Regions from separate parts of the Homo sapiens genome. Here region 2 is linked to region 1. A link is a contact called in ENCODE Hi-C or POLR2A ChIA-PET data. All regions are on one chromosome and are shown on one strand. Each heading gives the region's core, a stretch centred on a gene start or an enhancer-like site at or near the end of the contact. The rest is flanking DNA. Distances are from core to core; before and after follow the strand shown.

Region 1 (2,700 bases), core at 201-2,700:
CAATGCTGTGGCCTGAGTGATGCAGAAGAAGGGATGGAGACTGGGGACTGGGGCAGTGAAAGCATCAGTGCTCAAAATCCATTTCCTCCCCAGGCACCAAGGAACCGGAGAGCTCAGGCCCAGTTGTCAGTCATGACCCCTGGATCAGCCCCTGACTCTCATGGTTCTCTGGGAGGCAAGAAGCCTGGAGGCTTCCCAGCTCCTATTCCTTCCTGCAGAAGCCCCTCTTCCCACAGGCTATTTTGGGGGCTCTAGGCCTCATGGGCCCCATCATGGCCTGGCCTGGGCTAATTCTCATTCCCAGGGGCCTGAGTAAAATATTTAACGCCTGAAGGCCTGTTGGAGGCCCTCACCTCATGGGGTCAGAACACTTCTTCAATCCAAAACTCTCCTGTCCCTCTCTCTTTCAGCAGCCCTTCCCTCTCTAAGTCCTACTGGGAATAACAGCTTTTTGCCTATGTTTCTATCTTGGACCCAATAGGCAGAATTACGTTAGCCTAAATGGGAGCTCCTCAGGAAGTCCAGGTGGGGGTGGGCTGCACTCTGTTATTCTTCCATTCCCATCCCCTAGCCGGAGCCATCAGCCTGACCCTGAAAGGCAGAGAGAGCTGCCAGCACCCTGGTTTCCTGGAGCTCAGAGCTCCCAGAGTGAGCCCTTGAGTCACTCTGACCCAATTCCCAGTCTGAGATCAGGGCTTCTTTCTGCTCTCTGGAGGAACTGTTCCTAGATGCCCCTGCCAACACATGGCCACCTCTGCGGCCAGGCCCAGGAGGGTCTCTATGTCCACAACTTGTCCCTATCTCTGGCCAGCCCATTTCACCTGCTCCTTCAGCTCCACCTGGAGCCTGGACAGGTCATTCATCAGTCCCAGCTGGGATCCATATTTCTTACACAGCCATGGCCTCTGGGATCTTAGACTCCACCTCACTCATACTGTGTCACAGCAGTCTAAGTGGGGATGCACAGTCCTGCCCTTGGGACCCCCATTCTGCTGGGAAACAGAGACCTGCCGTTAGAAACCTCAGTTTGTGGGCACGCCCTGATCATTTCTCCCAAATCTGGAAAGTGAAGGCTGGGGGAGATGTTTCCAGGGAAGGCGGAAGTAGCAAGGGATAGAATCTTCTGGGAACTGTTGAGGAGAGGAATAGCAAGGGGACTGCAGTGTGGATAGAGGCCAGGCTAGAGGCCGGAGACTTGAGATGTCATCTTGCTCTGCCTTGACCTAGAGTAACAGGCCCCTTTCTGGGCCTGTTTCCCCATCTGGAAAAGAGAGAAGCAGAGGACTCTTGGGGCCAATGCAACCAGGACGTTTTTCTTGCAACAACCAGGGGCGGGATGGATTGGGGTCTGTCTGGGTAGCTCAGCCAGAGGGAGCCCAGGACTTGGCAGTCTGGCAGGGACTGTGGGACAGAAAGTGAGGAGCGAGACCTTAGCTGGCTGCCAGGGTTGGAGTGGCAGGCTTGGGAACCTGCCTAATGGGGCTGGGAGGGCAGCTGACTCTCTGTCCTTAGAGGGGTGATGGCCCTGTCCCTGGGGCAGTAAGCCCAGTGGGTGGAGCAAGCTCAGCTCCTGTTCCAAAGGCCTCCAGGCTTCCAGGGTTTATGAGAGTGGGTCTCCCCACTCCACCACCAACCCCACCCTTAGGACACACACATGGTGGTAGTCAGCAACTGAGAAAGGTATTTGGGTTGAACCTCCAAGAAGAAGCACCTGTCCTGCCACTGCCTTATGCAGACCTTGCTGGCCACATACACCATCTTGGTTGGGGTTAAAAGTCAAATGCAAACTGAGGTCTACCACATGACCTTGGGGAACTCTTTTGTCTTCCACTCCTATTATAAGGTTCTAAAGCTGCATTTACCACTAGCCACGTATAGCTGTTTAAGTTCATTTAAATGAAGTAAAATCTAAAATTCAGCTCCTCAGTCTCATTAGTCACATTTCAAATTGTTCCACAGCCACAGGGAGAGCACAGATTATGGAATATTTCCATTATCATAGAAAGTTCCATTGGACATTGCTCTTTTAAAAGATGGCATTGGCCTCTGTCTTGGGGTTGGATCATGAGCTCCATGGGGACAGGGATCACACTTGTGTTGTTTCCTGCCATGTCCACCACGGTGTCTCTCAGATGGTAACCACTCAATGTTGTCAACTGATTGGAGCCCAGGACTGACCCCAGGAAGAAGAAATGGGGTTGAGTACATGACCCACGGATGATCAGGAGAGGCAAGAATGCAAGGTGCATTTATGAGCCTTGACCTCAATTTGAGCCCCTCATTTTTAATTTGTAAAGTGGGAATCAGGACCCCAGGACTGCTCAGGACACAGAGATGTGGTGGGATTCTCTGGGTATCTGTAAATCCCTTGGGCACTCATATTCTGATCCTCCCTAGGGACTATAAAGGTCCAGCTGCTGTCTGGGGTGGCGGGTACCTATAGTCCCAGCTACTTGGGAGGCTGAGGCAGGACAATTGCTCGAACCTGAGAGGTGGAGGTTGCAGTGAGCTGAGATCACACCACTGCACTCCAGCCTGGGCAACAAGAGTGAAACTCCATCTCAGAAAAAAAAAAAAAAAAAAAAGAGGGGGAAAGTATGACCTGATGTGAGAAAGCCCAGGTGGGGCAAAGCTAGGGGATTGGAAGAGGGGAATGGAAAGAGAAGTAGGGGTCTGTTGTGAAGGGCTTTCTATTTCCAC
Region 2 (2,700 bases), core at 102-2,601, 720 kb before region 1:
GCGCGTCTGGAATTGTTCGTTCCTCCCGGTGGGTTCGTGGTCTCGCTGGCTTCAGGAGTGAAGCTGCAGACCTTCGCGGTGAGTGTTGCAGCTCATAAAGGCAGTGTGGACCCAAAGAGTGAGTAGCAGTAAGATTTATTGCAAAGAGCAAAAGAACAAAGTTTCCACACTGTGGAAGAGGACCCGAACAGGCTGCCACTGCTGGCTCGGGCAGCCTGCTTTTATTCTCTTATCTGGCCCCATCCAATCACATCCTGCTGATTGGTAGAGCGGAGCGGTCTGTTTTGACAGGGTGCTGATTGGTGCGTTTACAATCCCTGAGCTAGACACAAAGGTTCTCCACATCCCCACCAGATTAGCTAGATACAGAGTGTGGACACAAAGGTTCTCCAAATCCCCACCAAGAGTAGCTAGATACAGAGTGTCCACACAAAGGTTCTCCAAGTCCCCACCAGAGTAGCTAGATACAGAGTGTCGATTGGTGCATTCACAAACCCTGAGCTAGACACAGGGTGCTGATTGGTGTGTTTACAAACCTTGAGCTAGATACAGAGTGCCGACTGGTGTATTTACAATCCCTGAGCTAGACATAAAGGTTCTCCAAGGCCCCACCAGACTCAGGAGCCCAGCTGGCTTCATCCAGTGGATCTCGCACTGGGGCTGCAGGTGGAGCTGCCCGCCAGTCCCGCGCTGTGCGCCCACACACCTCAGCCCTTGGGTGGTTGATGGGACCGGGTGCCGTGGAGCAGGGGGCGGTCTCGTTGGGGAGGCTCAGGCTGCACAGGAGCCCACAGAGGTGGGGGGAGGCTCAGGCATGGCGGGCTGCAGGTCCCGAGCCCTGCCCCGTGGGAAGGCAGCTAAGGCCCGGTGAGAAATCCAGCGCAGCGCCGGTGGGCCGGCACTGCTGGGGGACCCAGCACACCCTCTGCAGCCGCTGGCCCAGGTGCTAAGCCCCTCATTGCCCAGGGCCAGCAGGGCTGGCCGGCTGCTCCAAGTGCGGGGCCCGCCAAGCCCATGCCCACCCGGAACTCCAGCTGGCCCACAAGTGCGGCACACAGCCCCGGTTCCCGGAGCTGGCTCCCTCCACACCTCCCCGCAAGCCGAGGGAGCCAGCTCCGGCCTCGGCCAGCCCAGGAAGGGGCTCCCACAGTGCAGCAGTGGGCTGAAGGGCTCCTCAAGTGCGGCCAGAGTGGGTGCCAAGGCCGAGGAGGCACCGAGAGCGAGCGAGGGCTGTGAGGGCTGCCAGCACGCTGTCACCTCTCAATGTGAAAGTGCCGGCCCATCTTGCTGTGGTATGACCCATAAAGCTGTTCCTTATGTCCCTTATGTTCCTTAGGTCCCTTATGGGGAAACCAGGGTTCTCCCGAATTCCCCATTCCTTGCCTCAGCAGACATCTACTGCAATGAAGCAGTTCAGAATGATAATGCCCATAGCAAAGCCATCTCTACGTGGGCTCAACCCAGAGAATCCCCTTGGTAACTTTTTAAATTAGAGGGCCCACTTGACTACTCAAATCTGAACACATAAATAACCCATCACTCTAACAACAACACAAAAATTTATACTTCCTTATTTGTATTGTTAAAAAATTGAAAATTCAAATATTAACAATTGGGCAAGAGATAATAATGACATATTCCAATGCTGGGATACAATAAAGGTATTTACACGTTTTTAATGTCATGAAATAAGCTTATAATAAATGTTAAGCAAAAAAGAATGATATAAAATCATTATGGTATAAGCTCAAGTAAATGGGTGATAAGAATTATGAAAAATAAGGCCGGGCATGGTGGTTGATGCCTGTAATCCTGGCACTCCGGCAGGCCGAGGCAGGCAGATGATGTGAGCTCAGGAGTTCGAGACTAGCCTGGGCAACATGGCAAAACCCTGTCTGTACTAAAAATACAAAAATTAGCTGGACGTGGTGGTGTGCACCTGTAGTCCCAGCTACTATGAAGGCTGAGACAGAAGAACTGCTTAAGCCTGATAGAGGCTGCAGTGAGCTGAGATCGTGCCACTGTACTCCAGCTTGGGCGACGGAGCGAGAGACCTTGTCTCCAAAAAAAAAAAAAAAAAAGAATTATGAAAAATACCTTCAGCATCATTATATTTTTCATACTTTCCAATGATTTTTATCGTGGATAGGTTTCAGAATCATAAAAGATAAAGTTGTTGTTGTTTTAAAAAAAACCAGCATTTACTGATGTTTAGATTATAAGCACAGGGATCCTCCTATCTCCCCAGCTCCTAAAATCCCACAAGACAGAAAACAACTGGTCTGTTCCTATGGCAACAAATCTTTTTTTCCTTAAATGTATGAGAAGTCTAATGAAACTGGGACCTATTTTTACTCTGCCCGTAATATGGACCCTTGATCTGAGCCACTTGTGTCAGGCTACTTCTGTCGAGACTAGGCTCAGAACAAGTTAGAATGCTCAGGGAGCCAAGCCGGAGTCTTCCTGATTCCAATGTTTCATTTAATGAAGCTTCCTTTCTCTTTCATATAATCTGGGAATGTTAATACTGTAGTCACACTACAGGAAAGACCTTTCCTCAAGTTTCTCCTCCATCTGTAACGGTTCCTCTAACCGAACTCTTCATGCCTACTTTCAGAGAGACAAAGTCAATCCCTGTTCCAAACAGCTAATCTTTCAGTAAAAATGATTTCAACATAGCAGAAGAGCCTGAATCTCTTA

Evidence for each region. Hi-C counts contacts between places; a loop is a spot of excess contacts on that map. ChIA-PET counts read pairs that join two places held with the same protein, here RNA polymerase II (POLR2A). Pooled maps may share reads with other maps.
Region 2: a loop to region 1 is called in a pooled map, with 5 times the contacts of the local background. The contact joins two enhancer-like sites. A Hi-C loop is called at or near these places in 1 of 37 single-sample maps with no recorded cell type and 2 of 50 pooled maps. POLR2A ChIA-PET finds 5 or more read pairs at or near these places in 2 of 52 experiments (GM12878 and K562).

The regions. Positions count from the first base shown.
Region 1 is chr1:39,667,082-39,669,781 of GRCh38, reverse strand. All of the region lies in intron 1 of NT5C1A (5'-nucleotidase, cytosolic IA), which reads left to right. Among named protein-coding and RNA genes, the nearest start is that of NT5C1A, 3.7 kb to the left of the region's middle. Within about 2 kb of position 1,450, at least 3 of the 41 ENCODE cell types and tissues checked have a DNase peak (open chromatin) inside an H3K27ac peak, as active enhancers do.
Region 2 is chr1:40,386,235-40,388,934 of GRCh38, reverse strand. All of the region lies in intron 1 of SMAP2 (small ArfGAP2), which reads right to left. Among named protein-coding and RNA genes, the nearest start is that of SMAP2, 14 kb to the right of the region's middle. Within about 2 kb of position 1,351, at least 8 of the 41 ENCODE cell types and tissues checked have a DNase peak (open chromatin) inside an H3K27ac peak, as active enhancers do.